Linked DNA regions of Homo sapiens: region 2 is linked to region 1. Evidence: chromatin contacts called from ENCODE Hi-C or POLR2A ChIA-PET data. All regions are on one chromosome and are shown on one strand. The core of a region is the stretch at or near the end of the contact, and the rest is flanking DNA. Distances in the headings are between cores, read along the strand shown.

Evidence for each region. Hi-C counts contacts between places; a loop is a spot of excess contacts on that map. ChIA-PET counts read pairs that join two places held with the same protein, here RNA polymerase II (POLR2A). Pooled maps may share reads with other maps.
Region 2: a map of mammary epithelial cell shows a loop between it and region 1 (2.2-fold over the local background). The contact joins the enhancer-like site here to the promoter of KCNAB1-AS1 in region 1. A Hi-C loop is called at or near these places in 2 of 168 maps with a recorded cell type or tissue (MCF 10A and mammary epithelial cell) and 4 of 50 pooled maps. POLR2A ChIA-PET finds 5 or more read pairs at or near these places in 3 of 52 experiments (OCI-LY7, activated CD8-positive, alpha-beta memory T cell and activated T-cell).

What each region holds. Positions count from the first base shown.
Region 1 is chr3:156,441,621-156,448,843 of GRCh38, reverse strand. KCNAB1-AS1 (KCNAB1 antisense RNA 1) reads left to right here and starts at 1,908. Exons shown (of 3, transcript NR_046618.2): 1 at 1,908-2,059; 2 at 2,748-2,810. All of the region lies in intron 2 of KCNAB1 (potassium voltage-gated channel subfamily A regulatory beta subunit 1), which reads right to left.
Region 2 is chr3:156,379,758-156,386,735 of GRCh38, reverse strand. The region is part of intron 1 of KCNAB1 (potassium voltage-gated channel subfamily A regulatory beta subunit 1); the gene reads right to left. Among named protein-coding and RNA genes, the nearest start is that of KCNAB1-AS1, 64 kb to the left of the region's middle. Within about 2 kb of position 2,829, at least 2 of the 41 ENCODE cell types and tissues checked have a DNase peak (open chromatin) inside an H3K27ac peak, as active enhancers do.

The DNA.
Region 1 (7,223 bases), core at 659-3,158:
GTTGACTGTTATTAATCTTTAAAATTTTGGGATAATTTCCTACCAAACAAACATCTTTATTATGACTTATAGAAAAATGAATATTTCCTACCAAACAAACATCTTTATTATGACTTATAGAAAAATGAATAATGCTTATCAATAATCTTTAGTTCTTCTAGTCTCTAGATGATTGAAATGTTTCTCCCTATCCCTGGGTACCCACCCAGCTATGCCCCTTTGTGGAAAAAGGCCAAGGGAAAGTCTTTCTCCTTGGCTGAAATGCCTCCAGCAAGCAGATGGGTAAGTGGCCCAGTGTAGGTGGGGTCCACTTTCTACTCCTGAGGAGGAGTTGCCTCTCACAGACAGGACACATCCCCTCCTGCTGGAGAGGAACGGGGCAACAGCCTTCTAGACAGAAGAACTCTGTTTCTATGATTTTATTTTCCACTGTGCTCCACTCCAGAAGAACTAAGGTGACTTGTTAGTTAATATGATTCTCAAAAACCCTCTGTGACAGTTTTCTTAACCATTTTTCTCCCTCTAATGAGAACATGCTTTCCTGAGACCTAGAATGGCATACAATTATTTCACTGTGTAATCTCAAATTAGTGGGATGTTATTTACAAGATGATTTTACTAAACTGACAATTGTTATTTCTAACCTTTTAAAAGAAGGGAGAGTATAAAGATAACTCTTTGAACTATTTTGTGTCTTCTGATTAAACCCCTTTATGGACCAAGGAATATTTGCTTTGAAAACCTGTGTTAGGTTCCTTGGAGTAAATCTACCATAGCACAGAAAAATGATGGATGAAAGGTAAAAAGAAGAAAACTGCCCACCACACACATCTATCTTGGTTACCTCATTATCGTTTGGTGATTATCAGGGTAATTACTTCTTGCGTACTCATTCAAAAAACATGTTTACCATTTAAATGACTGCCTTGCTTGGAGTATAAAGGATATTTAGACATTTAGATGAGATCATTTTAATATCTTACATCACCATAGTGCAATTATCAAAACCAGGGAATTAACATGGGTACAGTACTAATACAATAGATCTTTTTGGAATTTCATTGTCTTTTTTTCTCTTCCAGGATCTTAAGCAGCATCCAACATTGCATTTAATTGTATGTTTTCTTAATCCACTCCAATATGTGACACTTCCTCAGTCTTTCCCTGTCTTTCATGATGTAGACACTTTTAAAAGTACTCATCAAGTATTCTGTAGAATGTCCCTTAATTTGGGTCTAAATCATCTTAAGGTTATAAAATTCTATAGTGCAGGTTGGTCTCCCTATGGTTTGAATATATTATTATAGCTATCAAGAAGAGAATATGTAAATGCAATTATAATATTAATATTTATTATGCCACAGTTAACATTTCCTCACTTTTTCATTCAACAAGTATTTATTGAGTCTACCGTGTGCCAGGTGTTGTACTTAGTTTATTGGGATGCAACAGTGAACAAAACTGGTAATTATTTCTCCCATCGTGAAACAGATATATGGGTAAAGAAAAAGGAATAACAAAAATAAGTTAAATATATAGTGTTTATAAATGTTAATTTTACAAATAAATAAAATGTAAAATAAAATACATAATGTTGACTGATGAATGTTAGAGAATCAATTTTATAAAGCAGGGATAGAGTATATGAAATGTCTAGGAATCAGTATTGAAATTTTAGATAGGGTGGCCAGATAAGATTCACTAAGAAAGGAGCTTTCAAGAAAAGACCTAAAGAAAGTGAAGGGGCTCACCAGGCGCTTATCTGGAGGGAGAGTGTTCCAGTTGCAGGGAGCAGTGAGGTAGGGGCTTGCTCAACATGAGCAAGGACAAGGAGGAAGCCAGTGTGGCCAGAGAAGAGAAGGTGAGGTTCATGGGGGCCAGATCATGTCATGTCAATCATAGGAAGGACCTAGGAAAGGCTAGTGAATAATTTTGAATACAGAAGTGACACAATCTGACTTTCTTTTAAAAGGAACACTCTGCTATTGTGCTAAGGATAGACTGCAGAGGCGAGGCTGAAACATGGGGGACCAGTTAGGAGGCTGTTCCCATAATCCAGGTGAGACATGACAGTGGTTTGGTCCAAGGTGGTGGTAGTGAGGATGGCGAGGAGTGGTTGAATTTTGGATAAATTTTGAAGGGGAAGCAATAGTATTTACTGGTGTAAAAGGATGTGTAGGGTGTGAGAGAAGGTGAAACCTCTAGGAGAACACCAAGGTCAGAGTATGGGGAGAATGGAGAGCCAATTCAACACATTTCAATATAGATTTAATGATTTTAAGTTTGGTAAACAGAGCACATGTGAACTGCAGCTTAATATAGTCAAGACTGACCAAATGTAGTCATAATTGAGAGACATTTCATCTATTTTGAGGTGTTAATCTGTTACGTCACTAAAGAATTTAAGATAAGAGGTTCAAACCCTAGGTCACATTGAAATTAAGCAATACACCAGGTAAAATTAACATGTTCAATGTCTCAGTTGTATAGTATAACCCCCAAAGAGGAGTGGAACTGGAGGTGGGAGCATCCCTCTAAATTGCGTATCCAGCAAGAAATAGGTGTAAGCCCAAAACTAGAGTTGATGTGGAGGAGGGAGCCCTAAGCTGTTGGCCACCACCTGAGATCCTTAAGCTCCAGGTCATTACCCTGGTGAGCATGTTCTCCTTTGAGCTATGGGCTGAGCCTTCCACTGAAAATCTAAACCTTCCCCATGCCTTTATGTCCAAATTCTACTTATTTTTCAGGACCCAGAACTCCAGCTTCAGAGTCCAGTGCTGCTAAGCCATAGTTTCTTAGCACTTCCCCTGGTGAGTTAAAGTATGTCTTGCTACATCATTAGAATTTTTTAGGTTCTCTTGCATTAACTCTGTGACTCTGAGAAACCTCCAATCTCTTGATTTCTTGTTTCCTTATGCACAAAATTAGGAACCTTGAGCTTCCTTCATCTCTATTATTTCATGATTCTATGGTTTCTTTGAAAGGAGAAGAAGTCATTCCATTTACTCTTCTCCTACCATTTTGAACTAACTGCTATTACCATATTGACCACACTATATTGTAACCGCATAGTTTATTTTTGGCTGTGACTTCCTCATTAGACTGCAACTATCCTGAGATCAGGGACTAAGTTTAAGTTTAATTTAAATTTTAAATTTTAGCCATTGCACTGGAGCCTGGCACAGGGTAAGTGAGTAATAATTGCTTGTTCAATCAGTAAGCATTCTCACCCTTACTAAGAAAGTGTCTCTAACCAGAGAGCATTTGTGGAACGTTGGTTGTTTTCCTCACTATCTTCAACAAGAGGTTTTTAACCACAACTGCGCATTTGAATATCCTGGGGGGATATAAATGGTATTGCTGACCTGATTCCTCACCACACCCCAGTGAAATCAGAATTTCTGGGAGTGGAATCCTGGCATCAGTATTTTTAAAAGATCCTCAGATAACTCTAATTGCAGTCAGGGTTGAGAACCACAGTTTATATTCTTCTCATACCGGTAGCATCTCATCCTTTTCCTTTGTGCTTTGTTTTGGTTTTTGTTTCAGAGACAGAGTCTCGCTCTGTCACCCAGGCCTGAGTGCAGTGGCACAATCTGGGCTCACTGCAACTTCCGCCTCCCAGGTTCAAGCAATTCTCCTGCTTTAGCCTCCTGAGTAGCTGGGATTACAGGCGCGTGCCACCGTGCCCGGCCAATTTTTGTATTTTTATTAGAGACAAGGTTTCACCATGTTGGCCATGTTGGTCTTGAACTACTGACCCTGTGATCCGCCCACCGCAGCCTCCCAAAGTGGTGGTATTACAGGCGTGAGCCACAGCATCCAGCCCATCCTTTTCTTTACACCCTGACTTGCCTTTCTTCTTCTTTTACTCAATTGCTGCCATCTCTATTTTCCAGAGGTTAAATGACATGCCCAAAGTTTAAATAACTAGTAAGTGGTGGAGTAAAAGCTGGGATTTAAATCCAGCAGACATGCTCCTGCACCCTGGCAATCACGGGATGGTGTAGAGAGGGCACTGTTATTTCAATAAGAGAGGGAAGCTACATAGTTACCTTAACCTTCTTTATTTCATGCAGAATCAAAACAAAACAAACAGAACCAAATTCTTAGAAATCTGGCCTGAGGGGAAGGCCCATGATGGCGCTGGGATGTAAAGACAGGTAATGGAGGTGAGGAATTGGCTTCTTGCCCTTGGCACTCTCTACCAATTGAAGGGCATGGAATGAAGATACCCTCTTGCTGGTGAGGCCTAGAATAAAAGGCTAAGTAAGTAAGGGGACATCAGGAGGCCTGGGCTGGAGTTCTGACTCCACCACTCACTAGCAAGATGGGATGGTAATGGTAATAATCATAACTAGTTCACAGGATTTTTGGGAGAATGCAGTGAAATTTCCTAAGTGCTTACCAGCCTCCATCATAGCTCAAGCATTAATTCTCCCAATCTCAGATCAATAGGTCTTACTCTTCAGGGTGCATTAGAATCCCCCAGGACCCCCACACAGATTCTTATTCTGCAGATATGAGCTGCAGCTGGGGCATCTGTATGTTTATCAAGCATCCCATGTGATTTGGAGGCAAAACAATGCTCTGAGCAACCCTACTGTGGCCACTAAGATAAACTACATGAAGACCTATGTCTGGGTGCTTGGACGTGTTCTTTTTCAAATGACGCACACAAAGCATTCTTCCTTGTTCTGGCTCGCATCTGTCAGTATTTTCCACAGAGCCTGGCCCTTATTTTTGGATCCAAGCTGCAGCCTGGTCTTTCATTTTTGGCTTCTAGCCTGTTGCTAATGAGCATCTGGCCAGAGTTGACAAATGTGATAGCAACTTAGCCTTTTCTTTTTTACTTTCATTACCTTTTCTTTCAAGTACCAGTAATGCCACCCAGGTCCTCAAGGGGGCTGAGGGGTGGGATGCTTTCACACCTGCCTTTTACAAAAGAGCTTGAAATAGCAATAAAAGTAGGTAAGGAAGTGGTAAAGGCCAGGAGAAATAAAGGTGGGCCTCCTCAGGCAGGTGAAGTGCAAGCAGCATCTCCATTTACAAGTAAAGAATAGTGTGTGTGTGTGTGTGTGTGTGTGTGTGTGTGTGTGTGTGTAAGGACTAAATATTACTTAGAACCCTCTCCACTATTTAAAGTTTCTGTGTCAGCACTTAATAAAATAGGAAACTATGGCCAAATGAGAAAGACATCCTCAGCCTCCACCATGTAGATCCATTGTGCTTTCCTAGCTCCTTCGGTGCTAGGTGCTTTACATACATCAGCTCTAATCCCTATCACAACTACAGGGTCTGAAAGATTCCATCTATTTTCCTCACCTGAGGAAATGATAAGAAAGTGACAGTGAGTGGTAAGAAGTGACTTGCCACAGCTGCTTAGTGGACACTCCACAGCCCCATGCTGATTCCTGGTGATGATGCTCCTTTACCTCCCCACAGCCCCTATGCTCTATTCCAGCCAAATGGTATGGCCCAGGTTTGCTCTAAATGCTTGTAACAACATCCTGCTTTACAATCTGCCCATGTTCTTCCCTCTGCTGAATGCCTTCCCCACTAACCTTCCTTCCTTATGATAAGCTTCGTGTTCCCATTGTTTAGCGGAACAACACACACTGGGGCCTGTTGAGGGGGCGGCGGTGAGAGGGAGAGTATCAGGATAAATAGCTAATGCATGTGGTGCTTAATACCTAAGTGATGAGTTGATAGATGCAGCAAACCACCATGGCTCACGTTTACCTATGTAACAAACCTGCACATCTTGCACATGTATCCCGGAACTAAAAATGAAATTTTTTAAAAAAGCTTTGCACCTATCTCTGCCCCCAAACTGGCTGTCTAGATGAAGAACTCCATATGTTTGCCTTCACTCTCCTCGGCCACCTCCCTGCTCTCAAATTCTCTCAGTCCCACCTGAGATCAGGATTTATCTCAGGTTTTTTGTCATCTGAGGAGCAGTGTCTCCAACCTCATGCACAGAGCCATCCTTGACTTTTAGCCCTCAAACCCTTTTAAGAATTCTGGATCAGGGCAGAGAGCTGGGCAACAATGAGATGTGATTGCTGTTGAAGGGATCCTAGGGCAGGCTGTCTGCAGCTGGGAGGGCAGAGGCAGAGGGTAGCCCAGTCTTTCATTAGGAAAGGCTGGGATGGGGATGGCTGGCTGAGCCTCCCAGAAAAACCTGTGGGGAGTTGGAGGCTGACCTTCTAATGCCTGTGCATAGCTTGAGGTTTTGAGGGTTAAACATCTGGGATTGATTAAAGTTCCTCATGATGCTTATAGAGATGTACAGGTATTTGATATTTTCTTTCTTTCTTAGATTTAAGGTTTATGTATTTCAGTGCCAAGGAATACTGTTAGCTCCATTTTGTTTTAAGATTTGTTTCAGGGCAAATCTGTCTGGAACCATTTTGTTCTGTTTCTCCATTAATCTGATTGGTACAGTTTAAAGACAAGGGAATGACATTGGAAATAGGATGAACGGTGGGGATGTGAAGTTTAGAAGAGGCAGTTTTGTGTTATAAAGCAGACTGCAAGGATTGACATTGCTCTCTAGAGGCTGTGTGGGCAAAACAGGAATGAAATTTCAGTGCACTAAATCTACCCCTAGAAACAATGACCTACTCTCCATACTTGGATCTTAGAATTCATGATATGTAGTAACTTAAATTAATGGCTTAATTTCCTTAAATTTCCTGATGTAGGCATGACACTCCCAAACTGATTAAGTTAGCATCTTGAGCCTGATAGGGAAATTTAAAATAAAATAAAGCCAAAAAGTCTTTAGATACATGTTTTCTTCTCTGCGTGTTTTAGTTTTTTGGCCCACATTATTGAAATAAATATTATTACTTTTATAATCAGAAGCAAAATTTATTTAAAAAATATTCTTGTTACTAGAAGATCCATTCATGAGCAAGAGTTTCTACAAGTCACAGCCCTTCCTACATTTTAAAGATGAAAAGGAGGCAGTGTTTACATTTTCTTAATATTTTGTCCTAAATGTCTTGGTCAAAATTCCTCATATTTTCTCCTGCTGACATTTAAATGTTTAAAATTATTTCTTACAATAAAGTTTCCAGGGCCTTTAAAACAATCTGCATTGTTATGCCCTAGTAATTTTGCTTTTTGAAGAACTCCTGTAGTAAATGTATCCAGTAGTTAATGTAGATAAAAAACACAGTGTTAGAATAAAATTAGACACCTTCCATGTGACACTA
Region 2 (6,978 bases), core at 1,580-4,079, 63 kb after region 1:
TGACTTTAAACAATGCCCTGTGTCTAATAAGTAAATTTGACCTAATTTTACACTTATATTGATAATCATGTTACAGGTAGTTAGACAGGCATGAGCAGGGCAGGAAAGGGCTCTTTCCCCACCCAGTAGGAATGTCGGGTGATGGTTTGGCAATTATCACATTGCCTCTCTAAAAGTGATAAATTGGCAGCCAGTACCAGGGAGAGGTCATTTCCTGATGGTCCACACCTGTTGCACTGAAGTGTCAATTGAATGCAGATGCCAGAGAGATGCAACTTCCCTGTCATGTGCATTAAGAGACATAATGGCAGAGAACGACCTTCCAAGGGCACACCACTGGAAAAGGGAAGAAAGCCTCAGATGGGCATTTGTGCAACTTCCTAAACACACTGTGTGTGCTCACCTGTCAATGGCAAGGAGGGCACTGCGCATGAAGGCATCCCACCCTAAAGGAAGAATCATGGAAAAGGGGCCAGCGTATAAAGTCCTAGGATCACGGTTAAACACCACACTTGTTCTTCAAGTTACTCACTTGGGTCTCTTCCAAGAGTATCTTTTCTTTTCTGTTCTAAAGCCTTTTAAAATAAAACTCCACTCCTACTCTAAAGTTTGCCTCGGTCTCTTTTTCTGCCTTATGCCCCTTTGTCAAATTATTTCTTCTGAGGAGGCAAGAATTGAGACTGCTAGAGACCTGTATGGATTCACTGCTGGTAACTTGGATACCTTCCACCAGTAACAATCATGATTGAATTATTTGAAATACCCATTGCTTAGAAGCTTGAGGGCGATAAGAAGAGCCATACAATTTCTTTGACCTAAAGAGGTGATTAAATCTTTCATGATTTATAATCAGAAAAACTACATTAAAAAAATTGAAATCCAATCTGCAGAATACAACAAATACACAAAATAGAAAGTGCTCACTTTAATTTATAGATATACTTAATGAGCTAATCACAGGGAAATCACTGCTTATGAGAATGAATAAACTTCTGAAAGAGTCTAACATTCAGAAAAATGTCAAGAATGTATTTTGCTGTGTTCATTTATAAAGTTATTACCTAAATTAAACTTCCTTTTCTGGTTTTACTTAAAATATTATTCTACAAAAGTTTCTCTTAGTATAATTTATTTTGCTTTTGTTTCTTCTAAATTAGGTAACTGTGCCATATCTGACATTTTATTTAATTTTGAAATAATGTTTTAAATATGCTTTTTTGAAAAGCATATTAAAATAATTATTTTTATTGTAGGCAATATGTATATCTTTAACTTGGATGCTTTTTTTTTTTTCTTCCATCCAACAAGATCCTCCTTTTGTCTAAAGCAGAACACAGACTGGTTTCTTCTCTGATAAGCTTCTTTCTAAGCTAATAGACTTAAAGATCTAGAAGGCACTAAACAACCAGGCATTTTAGAAACAAGGAGTGGGGGCCATGGAGACTGTGAGTGATGTGGCTTATTGGAGCAGACAAGATTCCCAAAGTAGCACTTTTATCATCATCCTCATCTCTGAGCTTCCTTAGGGCACATGTTTCTCAAACACGGATGTCTCCCTCAAAGCCCCAGATTTAGAAAGCCCTAAAGGTACTCTGACTGGCACTTTGGCATTGGCAGGAAAAGCCAAAGTCTTAAAGAAATAAATGACATTAAGGCAAACTCTACTTGCACAAATCTTACTGAGATTAAATTCATGAGGAGGTTGGTTAGGAGAAAAGTCCAATCCAAACAATTTTATTCTTACTCTTTCTTGTTTTCTTTTCCTTCCCATGGGGCCAGCTGTTGGAAAGGTACTGAAGTAGAAAAAATGATATTCATTGCCTTTACCCTCCTTCCCATGCTTTTTCACCTTCCAGGTGCCCCTACCCCTTCAGGTGCCCTCCTTCTCCTGCCAGAAGAACAAAACCTCTCTGAGGAATCCATTCCAAGGGAGTTTTCACAGAATGGAAGTTTTCTGAGGAGGACCCAACTTCATCTAAAAGAAGAAATAGTACAAGTTCTGATGCGGTTCCTGTGCCAGTGTGAATATATGAAACAAGAAGCCTATCCCAGCACATCTTCAACTATATTCCCTGGCACCTAATGACTGCCTACCACATGAACCATCCCTGCCTCTAGAAAGGTCCTTATTTCCCTTCCTTTCTTTCTACTCATATCTCATGTTCTCATTTCTTCCTAATTTGGTCTCCCTAGAAATAGACTTTTTTTGCTTTTGCACTCCATTTTCCTTTGGTACATTTCTCCAAGAGCAAGTTGTTTCTAGAACAACCTTTGGTCTGAGACCCAGGACTTTTTGAGAGCTAAAGGAGGGAAGAGAGTGATGAAGAAAGGGAAAATCGGGCTTTTCAGCAAATCATTCTTTACTATCGGGCTACTAGGCTGCAGAGTAGAAGGACATTCAGGCAAAGAGTTCACTCAGAAGTATTTTCTGAAAGTTGAATATACTCTCCTTAGTCACTTCATAATATCTTGTAAAAAGACGGTGGTGAAGCAAATGCTGTATCAGCTTTAGCCACTCTGGGTTTCACCATTTTCCAACAAGCTGCCATTCAGTTGTCCATTATCCATTTTTAGCAAAAGGGCAGTGAACTTATTTAATTGCAGAATAAAAAGTGCCTAATTTTATACAACCCTTTAATCTGACTCTTCAAGTAGGATACAGACCAGCCTCCAACATTTAATGTTTCCTGAATCAAATCTACTCTGGGGCTCACCCACCCTGAAAACAACCACCCAAGTACTAAACACCCTTCAAATGACATCTTGTCTAGCTGTCAGAACAGAAAAACTCAAAGCAGGCCTGATGGTGACAGACTGTAGCATCCCTGCCAGCGTCTGGAAACCTGGATGCCGTCAAGTGGCAGAGCTGCGAGGCTCAAAACCAGCTCAGGGGCGAAAAACGCTGTTGGAAACCACCCATCTCTGCCGATGCCTATCAAGCTGGCAAAAGAATCAAGCTGAGAATAATTTTTTTCTTTTTGGCTAGCATATTGAAATCTGTAAACCTCTTTCTGCAGAACAGAAGCTGTTGAGGTTTTATTTTTTTCTGACTTGAGCCAGAGCACATGGGAAGAGCTTGAAACCTAACTTTGCCAAGTATCAGGGTGGGGTGAGGAGAATTTATCTTCACAGTGATGTTATTAGAAAGAAACAAAATGGCCTGTAGGGTGACCAACTGTCCCAGTTTGCCCAGAACTGAGGAATTCCTAGGATGCCAGACTTTCAGTGCAAAACTGGGATAATTCTGGGCAAATCAGGATGGGTATTTATCCTAAGAGTGGATTGAAGTGGCCTAAATTACAGTGCTAAGGAGTTTAGGCCTCATACAAAAGGGTTTCCAGGCAAGCAAAATTTTAAGGGACCATCTTCACCCAGGATGAAAACCCCTGAAGCAGATTACCCATTCATTTATATACAAATTCTAGTGGCAGGAAATGTTGAATTGTTAAAAGTAGAAATAGAAATTCCAGCTGCCAAGTTGGCTTTCAGGCCAACTTGAATTGACCCTTGGGAATGTACCTACTCCTTGCTCCCAACTATATAGCTGCTCTCTCTGAGAGCTCTGCCCTGCCCCCATCCCCAATCTAATCTCTTCACACTGCCTATTTTGCAAGAGCAGCTCTCAGAAAGACCTGACAAGGGCTTTTCCCATCGGATGGCCAGTAAGCATCTTACCAGAAGTTAATAGCTAATAACCTGTTTACAGAACCAACAAAGTTCAGACGTAGAAAGCACCCGAAAGATCATCTAGCCCGAGTTTGTCAAAGCCTGGCATCAGGCTGACTGTGTACAAATCACCAGAGGATGGTTATCAGTCAGTCTAAGCTAGGTTAGGCTGCGCTAACAAGCTCCACACCTCAGCGACATGTAACAAGCCCTCAGGCTTCTTTTTCATTGCAGGTAGGCAGGGTGCTCTGCTTATGGTGGTCACTTGGAGATCCCAAAGTGGTTGCTTGCAAAGCCAGAGGGAAAAACAACCTGGGACAGTCTCAGTCTGGCAATTCCATGCTCCAGTCAGGAAGAGACACTTGCCCCTTCTACTTCCCACTCAGTGGCCAGAACTGTTCCCATGGCCCCACCTCACCACAAGGGGGCCACAAAATGCAACTCTACTTGGTTCCCAGAAGCTAGTGGGACAAAAAATAGTCGGTAAATGGCACCAACCAGTATCACAAAAAGACTAGAAAATGCAGGTTCTGTTTGGTTGGTTGGTTGGTTTTTTTGTTTGTTTTTTGTTTTCGTTTGTTTGTTTTGAGACGGAGTTTCTCTCTTGTTGCCCAGGCTGGAGTGCAATGGTGTGATCTTGGCTCACTGCAACCTCCACCTCCTGGGTTCAAGAGATTCTCCTACCTCAGCCTCCTGAGTAGCTGGGATTACAGGCATGCACCACCATGCCCAGCTAATTTTGTATTTTTAGTAGAGATGCGTTTCTCCATGTTGGTCAGGCTGGTCCCAAACTCCCGACCTCAGGTGATACACCCGCCTCAGCCTCCCAAAGCGCTGGGATTACAGGTGTGAGCCACTCACCCAGCCTGAAAATGCAGGTTCTGGATCTCACTTCTGGAGATTATGATTCAGTAGATCTGGATGGGACCTGGAAATGAATATAGCTTTTAAATTTCCCCAAGATTTTGGAATGGGCAGTGTGTTGGGGAACTTTACAGATGAATTGTGTGGCCCTATTGTACCTAGGGCCACACAGCTCTTCAGGTGAAGTAAAAATGAGGTTAGGTTTCTTGATTCTTGATCCAGTGTTCTTTCAACTTAGCTGCACTGTTCCTTCAAAAGAGTTTGCATTTCATCTTTTTCTTTGCAGCTAAAAGAGTAAATATAATGAAATGTTAAGCATCTGTGCAAGGCTAATGTGGCAGTTGAGTCTTGGGAACCTTTCACGTGTCAAATGACTGGATAGGTATTACCAGTTTTACCCAGGTCTCATCTTTTCCAGGGGCCACAGGATATGGAGGTGAGCAGAGAAGGAACTAGGTAGTAGTAGTGTGTTAGAACCACTTCCCTGTGTTTCCTGCCTGCTGAAACAGCTCCATTTTCCACAAGATCCTTTCCTCATTTTGTGTTTCTGGCCCAGCTTATAATTGCCTTCCAGCTTTCAAAATGTCCACTGATTTAGTTCAGTGAGAAGTTCTGTAAATTTCCCTGAAGAGCCTATTAAAGAAACTTGTGATAAGGCTCTTGCTGACTGTGTTCACTTGGAAGACACCCATGTTAGAACATCTGCTTGTGGGCAAGGAGACCCCAGCCTTGGTGAAGGAGTGAATGCTCTATTCTCTCTACACTGGAGGCTTCACTTCCTTTACCACATGGCCCTGGCTCACTTCCTAATCTCCTCATTATCACCAGAATCCCCTCAGTATCCTCTACTGGGACTCTTCTCTAAAACTGCTACACACTTTGGAGGATCTCATGCTGTTCCCTCAGCCAAAAATGTTCTTTCTCCTTTTGCAGAAATGTCCATCCTTTAACCGGCCAGTTCAGATATCACCACCTATCTGCAAAATTCCCTAATCCCAAGACTCAGCTTTAAATACTCCATACTCCTTCATCTGTGGTCTAATGGCTCTTTGGGCGCTTTTTTGGTTTGTTTTTTAGTGTTATTTTCAATTGAGAAATGCCAATTCTATATGTTTTTGGGACCCAATATGATGCTTTGATATACGCTTACAGTGTGGAATGATTAAATCAGGCGAATTAACAAATGCATCGCCTCACATCCTTATTTTTTTGTGGTGAAAACATTTAAAATCTACTCTTTTAGTAAATTTGAAATATTTAATGCACTATTATAGTGGCTCTTTGTTTATGGCTCTCTTCTGAAAGATTTTCCATCTCCTGTTATAGTGAGTTTAGTTGGAGGCTGATGTCTCCCTCAGCAGACTATACCCCTCAAAATCAGGGACCAGATCTATTTTGTGTATTTGTGCCTTTAGCATCTTATGTAATTCTTGAACCTATTTGATGTTTAATACGTTTCAGGGAGGAAGGAAGAAAAAGTAGGTTATTTTACCTTTCTCCCTAGTTTCTAATTTCCCTAAGGCTATATTTTATTCATCTTTGAAATTATACCTCATTCCCAACCTCACCAAATTTAGTAATGGCTTCACTAAACATGCTGGGCACACTCCTGCTGCAAATATTTGCACAGGCTGATCCCTCTACCTGGAAATCTACCTGATAAGTGCTCTAGAAATGTGTTCAATCTGGAGACTGAAATCTAATGCTAGTTTTTTGTGAAATAGTTGTGTTATTTTGGAGAGCTTAGGTTTTAAGTATTCTTAAATCTAAATTGAAAGGCTTCAAAATATCATTCAGGACTTCCGAAATAAATGCTCAGTACACCAAGGAATGCATATAGCTATCAAAAGTAAATATCAGTCATTGTATAGAACAAAACATGCACAAAATCAAGGTACACTGGAGGAGAACATGGTGAATATTTTTCTATAATACAAACCAACTAAGAAGACAAAGCTGCCACATGTTGTCACCCTGGTTTTCTGCTCTCTTCCTGGCAATGGAAGATAGAGGGGAAGGCGCTGGAGAAGGATCAGGTTTGTTTAGAGACCTCAGCTGATGGATGGGGAGGGGTCAGAGAGCAGAAAGCCAACTTGCTGCAATGTGACTGTTCAGTAGCCTCCATGTGCTTGTGGTGAGAAGCCCCATATCTAGAATTATGAGGTGTAGGAAAGGGAACTTGCAGAAAGAGGACTTAGAGCAGCCACATCCTTCTAGTTATTCAGGCTGAAACCTTAGCACTAGTCCTGACTCTTCCATTTCACACACTACATCCACCGCATGGTGAAGTAAATCTCGTCTACTCTACCTTTAGAGTATGTCTGGAAAAAAATTGTTGCTTACCACTTCTACTGCCACCACCTCTTCCTAGATCATTGAAACCACCTCCCAAGAGTCTCTGTGCCTCTAACCTAAGCCCCTATGCAGTGGCCAGAGTGATCTTATTAA